Linked DNA regions of Homo sapiens: regions 2 and 3 are each linked to region 1. The links are chromatin contacts, found by Hi-C or POLR2A ChIA-PET in ENCODE. All regions are on one chromosome and are shown on one strand. Each heading gives the region's core, a stretch centred on a gene start or an enhancer-like site at or near the end of the contact. The rest is flanking DNA. Distances are from core to core; before and after follow the strand shown. Region 1 holds the start of ERN1 (endoplasmic reticulum to nucleus signaling 1). Region 2 holds the start of SMURF2 (SMAD specific E3 ubiquitin protein ligase 2). Region 3 holds the start of LRRC37A3 (leucine rich repeat containing 37 member A3).

Region 1 (4,122 bases), core at 169-2,668:
CCTCTCAGTACATCTCTCTGCCAATCCCAAACCTCTGTTTGCATTTAGACATTCAGGTAACACTTTTCAAAATGTCTCTACTGTTTTCACAGTTGCCAAGATTCTTCCCACTCTTACAGAGATGTGTTGGAGTCTCCAGCATGCGGTAGGACTTAGTCCCTTCACTGTAATCCAGGCCTAGGGGGTTAGGAATGGGGAGCTCTATTTGCAGGATTTGGGCTTACTGTCATTTTGGTCTGTTTTAGTTGGATAAGATTGACCACAATGCACACAGACTGGACATTTGGCCAGTCCCCCACTACTACTTTGTTGTTTTGTCTAGGAGTGCTTATTCTTTTCCTTCAAACCTGAAAAATCTTAGGCTCTCATATAAGCAAGTCAGGAAAAATTAGAGAATTTCATAGCCGTTTTCTTTTTCTCCTAGGATAAGTTAGATACCTTTCCCTGGGCTCCAAATCTCAGTTTACTGTCTTTCCTTGCAAAAGACGTGTCCTCCCTACCCATGTCCCTCTCAGTGGAGGCCAGTGCCAGTGACCAAACAGCTGCCGAGCTCTTTAACTCTAATTAGTACTCCACACCCTCACATAGACCTTGCAGGAGGCCTCAACCCACCCACTCCCTCCAACGAGTTGTGACGCAGACCATCTCAAACTTCACATCCACACGTGTCACATCAACGCACGTGACACAAGTGGCCGAAATGGTTTCCTCCTTATAATTTTTGGTGAGTGACTTGGCCGTGGTTCATTCCAAGCGGAAGTGATGGCTGGTGGATATGACTTGAGGGGAATTCCTGAGGGCAAGGAAAAGGAAGAAAGGGGCCCCAGAGAAGACGAGGCACAGCTGGAGAACCCTAGGGCTGTGAACACTGCGACTGCCGCGCGGGGCAGCTGCGCCGTGTTTGCTGGAAGCCTCCGGTAGCTGCTGAAACCTTCGCTCCGGAGGTCGCCTCGGTAAACCTTGCGGATGATTCCACCACGGCGGAAAGACGAAAAGGAGGCTTCTAGGCACCCGGGACCGCCCGTGTCCCGCCCTTTTCCCCGATGAAGTCTGACGCGGCAGGTCCCTCGGCAGGGTTAATGGGACGGCCTGGTGGGGCATTGCCGGTCTTTCCCAGCCACAGACAAGCTTCGCGCCTCGATCCCCCAGCGCCCCCAGACGCTGGATGCCGAGGCCTGGTCCTTTACAGCCGCCGACGCCTCATGAGCGAAGCCAGCCAGATGCCAGCACCGCCTTCGGCCCCGCCCCGAGCCAGCCCCTCCCACATCCCCGCCCGGGGCACGCCCTCGGCCCGCCCCCATCTCCGCCCCGAACACGCCCCTAGATTGGCCCCGCCCCGTCCCCGCCCGCAACTCCGCCCCGACCGGAAGAAGCCGCGGCACCCAGCGCTTATAGGGCCGGGAATGGGGGTGCCGCCGCTGCCTAGTCAGTTCTGCGTCCGCTGAGGCTCGGTCACCGCCTCGCTGTCGTCGCGGCGCCCCCGCCCCGTCCTCTGTCCGTACCGCCCCCGGAGCCAGGGCCGAGTCCTCGCCATGCCGGCCCGGCGGCTGCTGCTGCTGCTGACGCTGCTGCTGCCCGGCCTCGGGGTGAGTGACCGGGGAGCGTGGGGTGGAGGACAGCTCGCGACGGCCGGGTCGGGGCCGGGGCAGCGTCGCGGCGCCGGGGCTGGAGTCCGAGCTGGGAGCGCGACGGCGGCGGCCAGATGCCCCGTGAGCCCAGCCGTGGGAGGCTCGGGCCGGGCGTAGGAGGCGGCACCGGGCCGGGAGAGCTTCCCTGACGGGAGTCGCGGCCCCACCGAGGCGTCGGCCGCCCGAAGAGCCTCCCAAGCCAGCGCGGCTGTCACGGGCAGCGGCTCCCCGGACCCCGCGGGCTCGGGCGCAACTTCGTGGCGTCCTGCACGGCACTTGGGGGTCCCAGAAGGCCCCGGCCTGAGGAGGCCGCCCACCTGCGGGACCCTCCTCCTCGCGGGCGGGCGCCGGCGCTGCCTGGCGGGGGCCGCGGAGGAGCCGAAAGGGCGTTGGGATCCAGGGGAAGGGTCTGTCCTGCGCTTCGAATCCTTGTTTGAACTTTTTAAAAATTCGAAAACTTTGGGGAACGAATGCAACAGGGAGTAAGGACTCTCACCCGAGAGCTGGCTTCTGCCACTTGCCCTGCCGGTTTCTTGGTACTGGGAGGCTGCAGGCTTCCTTCTGTGCACCGAGACTTCCTTGAGCAAGTGGAGCTGTGGGAATTGCACTCTTGGAAGATCCCGCATGGGTTCGAGGTGAGGCCGCTTCAGAACCTCAAATGAAAGACTGTCTCCTCGTGGGAGAGCACCTGGGGCCATCAGAAATGTCTTTTCATCTTTTTCTGGAGGAGACGAATGATAGGGCCTGGTTTACATTCATTTAACTCTTTATGACCTTCACTCAGCTGTGGATTTGGGGGCACTTTGTGGGAGACTTGGCTTTTTTTTTTCTTCTGGTTGGAAGAACCTAAATTAGCGAATGTTTTTCACAAAATGTATTGTTCAGGATGTGAGCGTGGCAAATTTGTCCGTGTTCTGTTTAATGACCTCTTTAAAGGTACTGTGTACTCTTTAATAGGGATATCATGTACCAGGTGTCCCAGTAGAGCACTGACATGTGTGTGCCTGAGTGCCAGCCACCGTGTGAACTCTTTGGAGGTTTTGCATTTTAGGTAAATAACTGTCTGTACTCTTGGAGTAACAAGAATTTGGAAACAGGAGAAGTAAATAAATAAGGTTGCCTTTTTCAAATTCAGGGTTTTTTTTTTTAAATAAAGGAAAATTTGTAGACTCTTTATAATAGAACTTGTGGAAGTTAAGTTTTTCTTTCAAATAAAAACCCCACTTTTACAACTAAGGTCAGGTTTTGAACTTGAGCACCTCACCTTGGATTGGTAACTACTGCCTGGCATCTGTTCACAAACGAAGGTATAAGCAGAATGACCAAATGTTTGACATGAATTCGATCATTTCATAACGTCAAGGGATAGGTGTATAATGGTTTCCTTTGCCACATCTTTCCTTTTGCTACTTTGTCACTGGATTCTAGTGTTTGGTTATTGAATAACTTAGGCTAAAGAGCCAAAAATAACGATTTAGCTGTAGTTGGAACTATAGTTTCAGTTCGTGTAAATATTTCCAATTTGTATTTAGAAATCCAAACTTCTCAGAGTTCATGATAAAATATTCCAGACCCTTATCAAAAGGTTATAGTTTAGCGTAACTATATTTAGGTGAAAGGTCAGGCCGGGCCCGGTGGCTCATGCCTGTAATCCCAGCACTTTGGGAGGCTGAGGTGGGTGGATCACTTGAGGTCAGGAGTTTGAGACCAGCCTGGCCAACATGGTGAAACCTTGTCTCTACTAAACATACAAAAAAAAAAAAAAAAAAAAATTAGCCGGGCGTGGTAGCGCAGGCCTGTAATCCCAGCTACTGGGGAGGCTGAGGCAGGAGAATCACCCGAACCTGGGAGGCAGAGGTTGCAGAGATGGAGTCACTGTGCTCCAGCCTGGGTGACAGAGCAAGACTCTGTCTCAAAAAAAAAAAAGAAAGGTCAGAATTTCACTCCTAGAATTTTCTCCCAAGGGTTTTTACCCCCAAACATAGTAAGAATTATTATTTTAAAATTGTAAATGAAACTCATAGCAAAGTTTGCAGTTAAACCAGGCAACAGTGATGTGCAGAACGCAGTGGGTATAAAATCAGACAAACCTGAGTTCTAACTGGTCACTTGCTAGCTGTGCCCTAGGCATATTCTTTTACTACTACTACTACTACTTCTTTTTTTTTTTTTTTTTGATATGGAGTTTCTTCGCTCTTGTTGCCCAGGCTGGAGTGCAATGGTGTGGTCTCAGCTCACTGCAACCTCCGCCTCCCGGGTTCAAGCGATTCTCCTGCCTCAGCCTCCCGAGTAGCTGGGATTACAGGAGCCCACCACTACACCCGGCTAATTTTTGTATTTTTAGTAGAGACGTGGTTTCACCATGTTGGCCAGGTTGGTCTCGAACTCCTGACCTCAAGTGATCCACCCACCTTGGCCTTCCAAAATGCTGGGATTACAGGCATGAGCCACCGCACCCGGCCATGATTTTACTTCTTAGAGACTCCTTCCTGAT
Region 2 (3,821 bases), core at 93-2,592, 530 kb before region 1:
AATAGCCTAAAGCAAAACTAACGAATCACATAAAAAATCCCCCACGCTATTGTCCTTAGTAGTTTACATTGTGCTAGATACTTTCGCATGTATATGCATACAACTTCTATTCTGTTTTTAAACTTTGCATTACATATACATTCTTCCATATTATATGATCTTCATAAAAATAGTTACATGGCTGCATAAAAAACCATGCGGTTCCTGGACTATTATGCTATTCCCTCATTCCCCTTTTGTTATTAATGGAATATAGCAAAGAACATCTTCTGTACGATTATTTGTCAAGAATAGGGCCGGTGCGGTGGCTCAGGTCTGTAATCCCAGCACTTTGGGAGGCCGAGGCGGGCTGATCGCTTGAGGTCAGGAGTTCGTGACCAGCCTGGGCAACATGGGAAAACCTAAACGTCTCTACTAAACATGTCTCTACTAAAAATACAAAAATTAGTGGGGCGTAGTGGTGCACACTGTGGTCTCAGCTACTCCAGAGGCTCAGGTGGGAGGATCACCTGAGCCCCGGAAGTTGAGACTGCAGTGAGCCGTGTTCGCACCACTGCACTCCAGCCTGGGCGACAGAGGGAGACCCTGTCTAAAAACAAAAAAATAAAAAATAAATTTCTAGCAGTACAGTTACAATGTCAAAGGATAAGGTACACATTTTTTAAAAACTTTTCTCTTTCTCCTCCTGAGATAACGAAATACAGTAGCGTATGAACAACTCTTCATACATTACTCTCCAAGGTTTATCTTGTTAATCCTTTAAGACGTATCATCTCCCCATCCTTGGCTGCACCTGAAAAGAGCGGGAGTCGGCAGGTAACCTGATCTCCTCCACCAGGTGAGTCCCGGATGGAGGTGTCAACTACAAGACCAGGAGCAGAGCATTCCTGGGGTTTTGCTGGAACCATCGGCGTGGGAATGCTTTCTCTTCCCTCGCCCGAAAGACGCCAAGTTCCCGGCAGGCAGCGGACTCGGTTCTAACCTTCCTCGCCCCAGCCTCTCGGAGCGCCCTGCACGCAGTGGGCGTCTAATAAAATGCAGTTGGCCCTGCTTGGACAAAAGTTCTCCCTTAAGTGGCCCGGACAGTAAACCCCTCCAGGTGCCACAGAGCTGCCGCGCCCGCCGCCGCTTTGCTCCCTGCCTGCTCCCTCCCAGCGTTCCGCGTGGGACCCTCGGCGGCAGCTCACACCCTCCCTGACTGCCGGTGCCCGCCAGGGCACCCTGCGCGCGCCCGCCGGCCCCGCCCCGGCCCCGCCCCGCCCCGCCGGCCCCGCCTCCCGTCTCCTCCCCGCCCCCCGGAGCCGACGAGTGGCGGCGGCGGCCCCAGGTCCCGGGTCCCTCAGACAAGAGGGCGGGTGGAGGAGGAAGCGGCCGAGCCCAGAGTTCTGCTCCGGCGCCCCCGAGCACCGCCCGCTTCAGCCGACCAGCCCCGTCGGCTACTGGGCCTCGCCGAGACGAGAGGAGGGAAAGGCCTCGGCGGCCGCGAGGAGGCGGCGGGGGCGCGGGCGGAGGCGGCGCGGGCGGCCGCGGCTGCCGCTTTGTTGTGCGGCCCGGGCCGAGGAAGGAGAAGTGGGAGGAGGGGGGAGCTCGGCGTCCCGCTCCCTCCGCGGCTCATGGCGACGACTCTCGGCACATCCGGGACCCTCCGGCCGTGGCGGCCGAGGCGCCGGCTGCTCGGGCCCCAGCCCCGGCCGCTGTGGTGACTCCGCCGCGCCTCGCCGTCGCCCCCGTGCCGCCCGCCGCCCCCGCCGCCCCCGCCGCCGGGGACATGTCTAACCCCGGAGGCCGGAGGAACGGGCCCGTCAAGCTGCGCCTGACAGGTGAGGGGGGGCGGCGGGCCGGGCTGGGCAGCCGCGGGGTGGGCGAGCTGGCGGGGGGTGCCTGTGGCCTTGGGAAGGGCCAGGGTCGCGATCAATGATGAGTTGGGGGTCGGAGGAATGGGAAGGCCTAGTTCAGGGAGAGTAATTGGAAAACCACTTGCTCTGGTTTGGACATTGTTTAAAAAGCCGAGGATGACTCGGGGCGGGGGGTGGTGTTTTGTGGAGGGGAGAATACACCGGTTCGCATCGCAGGCGGATTTCAGGTCGGAAAGTCTTGGTCAAGGAGCCAGACGCTGCCTCCCGGGGCTCGGGGAACAGCCCCTGGGCTACCGCCCAGGTGAGATCGTGAAGGGGATGAAGAGCTCCCGTGGCGAGGATTATTGAATCCGGTTGCTGACTGCGCGCAGTAAACACTCCTTAAAGATGGAGCGCTTAACGGGAGGGTGTGCGTGTGTGTTCCCGGGTTGTTACCTTGCACACACCCAGTTATGCCCGCATGAAAAACCTTTACTCCCCGCCGCCGGCCACCGCTGCCCGGGCCACACACCTTAAACTCATGTCTCTGAGGTGAGGAGACAGGTTGACTTTTCCGGTGTGCCTGTCTGATCCGACGGCTTGGGCTCATTGTACACTGTGTTTTGGAAGTGTCTGATTGTAGGGTGGCATGTTTGGGGTTGTTCCTTTTAGGCCGCAGAACTTGTGTCTAACTTCTAACGCCAGACCTGCTTTAAAAACACACTTTTTTGGGGGGGGTGCATTGCTAAGTATGTGCTCATACAAACTTTCGAGCAAACTTTCTGTTACTCTCCCCACCCTCCCCATTCCTTTTTCGAAATGGAAAAGAATGTCCGGAGGGGTTGCCAGATAGAAGACTACACTTACAAAGTGTTTATGATTCCAGGTGCATGAAATCTTTAACATTACAGGTACGTTTTGCTTACAGTGCCATTTTTGGTATTCTTACATGGACATGCCACCCCCGTTTTAGGAGAACTTTTATTTGGTTTGTAAAGGAATTGGAATCACGGCGTTATCCTACCTTCACCATTTACCCCTGATAAATTGTCCACGTTTGTATTCGGGTGAGTGGTGAGAAAGATAATTTTCCGTAGAGGATTTGTGTGTGCGTGCACGTGTACGGATAAACTGTAATTATGTTTGCCCACACTAGACTTTGAGATTTATTTGGACTAATTTTGTAGTTAAATGCCTGTGTGTCACATCCCAGTCCACTGGCTGAACTTGCTGGATGAAAACTTGCAGTGAATTTGGTATTTGAGAATTTAGCTTGAATGTATGTTGGCTGCAATTTAAATAATATATTACTTTCATGGCAGTTTTCCTTTCCCTAGGGAAAATTGCAGGGAATCATTAACTGAGTGATTCTTAATGGAAAACCTGGATTGGAGGATACTTGTATTCCACCCCCTCCCCCCTCATTCAGTGTCCTTACATTGGGAGGAGTCAGTGGAAACCTTTATAGGGGATCTTTGTTGCTTTAGAGTTTATCTGTTGCTGTTGCTGTCTGTAGTCAGTGATCGTGGAAAGAACATGTGATCCCAGGTGTGCAGAAAGCATCAGAAATAGGCTGTTTCCATTTACCCTCCTCTGGGCTATGTAGAGAAAATGAGGGAAAAAATTGGGTTTTTGATTTTCTGCAGATAAGGTTAGTTGAGGTTTTTAGTATGACTTAATAGATCTTAAAGTGTTTATCTGTGGTTTCCGTACTGCCTATGATACATTATAAGAATTTATAATTAAAGTTTATTAAGAGGAAAGATTATGCTTATATTTTAGGGGAAGGGGGAATATTGAACTACATTTATAGTGATTTTGTTTCAGGTTTTTCTGAGGAATTTTAAATACCCTGTGTCCTCTTAATAGTAAAAACAGTTTGAGGTACTCTGAGTTTCTTACAACTATTTGTCTCTGAATAGTTTTCTCTTAAAATTTGACAAATATTAAAAACATTGTCCTTCCTTCTTTGGTTACAGTGGAGTC
Region 3 (4,104 bases), core at 932-3,431, 790 kb before region 1:
ATTAAAACAATATATACAAGATATATTCTAAAGTTGTTTAAAAATGATTGTCTTTGGGGTTTAGATTTAGAGATCACTTTTATTTGTTGGCTTTGAAGTGCAACTGACCTATTTATTTACATATAAAGGATATAAACTACAAATATTTTCCCACTCTGTACAGAATGTGGAATGGAAACAGTGCATGGCACACCTTAAGTGTTAAATAAACATTTCCTGAGTGAATTGAATGGATACATCACACTATATATACACTAGTCTGTAATTTGGATTTTTTGTTCAAGCACTTGTCATTGGCAATTTCCTCCAAATAATTAAAAAATGAAAAACACCAATCCCACATTATTTTCTTAAAATGGAAGTACATTTTTTGGATATTCCAAAATGTATTCCAGTGGTTCTCAGCCGGAAGTGGTTCTGACACCTCCTAGTGGGAATGTATGGGGAGCGGGCAAGGTTACCTTTTTGGTTGTAAAAATGATGAGGCTGGTACTAGCCTTTGGTATCCGGGCCCAGAGATGCTAAACTTCTTCCTACAGTGTGTAAACTGGCTTGTCCAAAAGGCCAAAGCGCTTCTGTTGAGAAACACTGATGACCAATCTCCTCTATGTGGTCCTGTGAGACTGTGAAACACGTATTTGATCTTCCTGGTTCCTGGCATACAATTCCTAAAACCCTCAGAATCTGCAAAATAAGTCTTTTTTTTATGCTAATGATTGACTGATTAGGCTTTCCTAGACAGCCTCAGGATTGGGGCTGGTGGTCAGGGCTTTCAGTGCCACTCTCAACCTCTGAGAAAGAGAGAGAGGCTGAAGGTTAAGCTGACCACCAACGGCCAACGGTGTAATCATTAATGACTCTGTAATGAAGCTTCCATAAAAACCCAAATTGAGGCCGGGCACAGTGGCTCACGCTTGTAATCCCAGCACTTTGGAAGACTGAGGTGGGTGGATTACTTGAGGTCAGGAGTTGGAGGCCAGCCTGACCAACATGGTGAAACACCGTCTGCACTAAAAGTACAAAAAATTATCCAGGCATGGTGGCACACGCCTGTAATCTCAGCAACTCGGGAGGCTGAGTCATGAGAATCGCTTGAACCTAGGAGGCAGGCTCAATGTTTATCTTGTAACTGACTATGTTACTGAATTATAATTTTTTTTTTGAGACCTAGTCTCATTCTGTCACCCAGGCTGGAGTGCAGTGGCGTTATCTTAGTTCATTGCAACCTCTGCCTCCCAGGTTCAAGCGATTCTCGGGCCTCAGCATCCCGAGTAGCTGGGATTACAGGCATGCACCACCACGTCCGGCTAATTTGTTTGCAATTGTAGAAAAGACAGGGTTTCACCATGTTGCCCAGACTGGTTTGAACTCCTGGCCTCAAGTGATCTGCCCGCCTCGGCCTCCAAAGTACTGGGATTAGAGGTGTGAGCCACTCAGTCCAGACAACATTTATTTCTTTATTCATTTCACCAGTTGGCATGGTTTCCAGACTTTTCTTGATTTATTTTATTTTATTTTTTGAGAAGGAGTCTCACTCTTGCAGCCCAGGCTGGAGTACAATGGCGCAATCTTGGCTCACTGCAACCTCCACCTCAGGGGTTCAAGCGATTCTTCTGCCTCAGCCTCCTCAGTAGCTAGGATTACAGGCACCCGCCACCATGCCCAGGTAATTTTTGTATTTTTAGTAGAATTTAGGAGTTTCCTAAATTCTGGGGGCTTGTCTCCCTGTTCCCCCACCCCGACTAATTTCCCTCGGTCGCTGGCGCTGCCCCGTCCCTTAGGTCGCTCGGGCCGCCCCACTCCGAGACTTTTTTTTTCTTTCGCTGGCTCTTTCAGCTTCAGTTTCCCTAGGGGGCGGGAGGGGAATATTTGGGGGCTCTCCTGCCTTCCTCTCCGAGCCGCGGAAGGGGAGACGCAGGGAGGAGGTCCGGCCGGCTTTGGGCTCCAGCCAGGGGTCCGCGGAGACTATGGTCTCCGAAGGCCTTAGCCGCGGGGCATTTCGCGAGCTGCGCGTCTCTCTCAACGGCGCCACCGCGCCCGGAGTCCAGCCGCGCCGCGCTGCGCCCAGCCCCGGCGCCCCAGGCTCTCCGCCCCCGACTCAATGCTCCCGCGCTCCCCCTAGCGGCCGCCGCGCCACCTCGCCCCGTCCCAGGCTCGTAGGCTGCTCAGCTCACGTGACCGCGCTCCGGTAACGGAAGAAACAAGATGGCGGCTGAAGGCGATCCGCAGTGAGGCCCCAGCCATTCGGATTGAGCCTTCTCCCTCCAACCGCTTCCGCAGGCCGGGCCCCTCCTGCCCTGCCCCTCTGGCCTCCCCACCCGGCCCCGGCCGCCCCCACTGCGCCCATTGCGCCCGCCCCTTCCCGGCCGCTTTCCCTTCTCCCTCCGCCTCGGTTCCAACATGAGGGGCCGGCGGGGCAGGCCGACCAAGCAGCCCGCGGCTCCCTCTGCGGAGCGCTGCGCCCCGGCCCCGCCGCCGCCGCCGCCGCCCACGTCCGGACCCATCCGGGGTTCCGCTCGCGGCACCGCGGCAGCAGCCGGGGCAGGTGGGCCGCCGCCCAGGCTGAGGTGGCGCCCAAGACGCGGCTGAGCTCGCCCAGGGGGGGCAGCAGTAGCCGGAGAAAGCCGCCGCCGCCGCCAGCCCCACCCCAGCACCAGCGCCCCGGCCGGGGGGAGGCGGGGGCAGCCACCTGGCCCGGACAGCTGCAGGTCCGGACGGCCGTCAACAAAGTGGTGTAGTCACTACAGGTGCTCGCTGCCACACCCAGCTAATTTTTTGTATTTTTTAGTAGAGATGGAGTTTCACCGTGTTGCCCAGGCTGGTGTCGAACTCCTGAGCTCAGGCGATCCGCCCGCCTCAGCTTCCCAAAGTGTTGGGATTATAGGCGTGAGCCACTGCACCTGGCACAGGTATATGTATGTATTTTTTACAAAATTGGATGAAGTATAATTTATTTGTTAAATATTTTCACTTATGCCATGATATCTTATTTAATCTTTAATTTGTCTATGAAAATACCTGCTCTGCTAGGGGGCTTCTAGTTGAAAACTCATTAATTTAAAAAATTAATTTTGAATTCAGCCACCTATTCTTTTTTCTAATTGTTTCTTGTAGCTTTTGCTTTGATTGGAATAACTTTATTCTAGGAATAAAGTTTTGTCATCTGCAAACATGAATCATGTACACATCTGATTTTCTTATATTTATGTCTCCTTTTTCTCTTCAAATTACATTGCCTTTACCATTGATGGGAACCTGGGTAATAAAGAAAAAAGAAAAAAATTGCATTCCCTACCACCTCCTCCAAAACAATGTCAAATGTTAGTTATAATGATAGGCATCTTAGTATGCTATCCCAATTTAATGGAACTGTTGCAGATATTTAATGGTTAACTGTTGGTTTGAGACCTTTAATGTGTTGAGTATATTCACCTATTTCAATTTTTTTTCTGTTTAAGTTTTTTTTTTTTAAATCAGATATGGCTATTATATTTTGTTAAATGACATCTTAGCATCTTTTAAGATGATCATATAGTTTTCCTCCTGCATGCTACATATTAATTACAGTAGTGTATATTCATAGAATTATATTAGTAGATCTTATATTGATTCACCCTTACATTCTTGCAGTGAACCTCTCTTGATCATATTATTTTTTCATGTACTGTTTGACTTTATTTATTTAGTTTTGAGACAGAGTTTCGCTCTTGTTGCCCAGGGTGGAGTGCAGTGGCGCGATCTCAGCTCACCACAACCTCCGCTTCCCAGGTTCAAGCGATTCTCCTGTCTCAGCCTCCTGAGTGGCTGGGATTACAGGCGCCCGCCACTACGCCTGGCGAATTTTTGGTATTTTCAGTAGAGACAGGGTTTCACCATGTTGGCCAGGCTGGTCTTGAACTCCTGACCTCAGGTAATCCGCCGGCCTCGGCCTCCCATAGTGCCGGGATTACAGGTGTGAGCCATCGCGCCCGGCCTGTTTGACTTTTAAATAGGTATTTTAATTTTTTAGTTTATACGTGTACAGTGCATAATGTATTTAAGATTCATCTGTGTTGTTGTATCAGTAGTTTCTTTATTGCTGAGTAGCAGTCCTTTATATGAGTG

Evidence for each region. A loop is a pair of places that touch in the nucleus more often than their neighbours do. ChIA-PET counts read pairs that join two places held with the same protein, here RNA polymerase II (POLR2A). Pooled maps may share reads with other maps.
Region 2: a loop to region 1 is called in a map of CD4-positive, alpha-beta T cell, with 2.9 times the contacts of the local background. The contact joins the promoter of SMURF2 here to the promoter of ERN1 in region 1. A Hi-C loop is called at or near these places in 3 of 168 maps with a recorded cell type or tissue (CD4-positive, alpha-beta T cell, CD8-positive, alpha-beta T cell and naive thymus-derived CD4-positive, alpha-beta T cell) and 10 of 50 pooled maps. POLR2A ChIA-PET finds 5 or more read pairs at or near these places in 1 of 52 experiments (activated CD4-positive, alpha-beta memory T cell).
Region 3: a loop to region 1 is called in a pooled map, with 6 times the contacts of the local background. The contact joins the promoter of LRRC37A3 here to the promoter of ERN1 in region 1. A Hi-C loop is called at or near these places in 5 of 50 pooled maps. POLR2A ChIA-PET finds 5 or more read pairs at or near these places in 2 of 52 experiments (H1 and activated T-cell).

The regions. Positions count from the first base shown.
Region 1 is chr17:64,127,440-64,131,561 of GRCh38, reverse strand. It overlaps ERN1 (endoplasmic reticulum to nucleus signaling 1), which reads left to right and starts at 1,418. Exons shown (of 22, transcript NM_001433.5): 1 at 1,418-1,586. The coding sequence starts at 1,533. RefSeq lists enhancers at 518-567, 618-817 and silencers at 1,238-1,367, 1,458-1,907.
Region 2 is chr17:64,659,828-64,663,648 of GRCh38, reverse strand. SMURF2 (SMAD specific E3 ubiquitin protein ligase 2) reads left to right here and starts at 1,342. Exons shown (of 19, transcript NM_022739.4): 1 at 1,342-1,820. The coding sequence starts at 1,769. RefSeq lists an enhancer at 490-1,048 and silencers at 1,199-1,598, 1,649-1,848.
Region 3 is chr17:64,917,555-64,921,658 of GRCh38, reverse strand. It overlaps LRRC37A3 (leucine rich repeat containing 37 member A3), which reads left to right and starts at 2,181. Exons shown (of 15, transcript NM_199340.5): 1 at 2,181-2,228; 2 at 2,789-2,909. RefSeq lists enhancers at 779-1,278, 1,279-1,780, 1,856-2,356 and silencers at 1,972-2,191, 2,292-2,381, 2,452-2,831.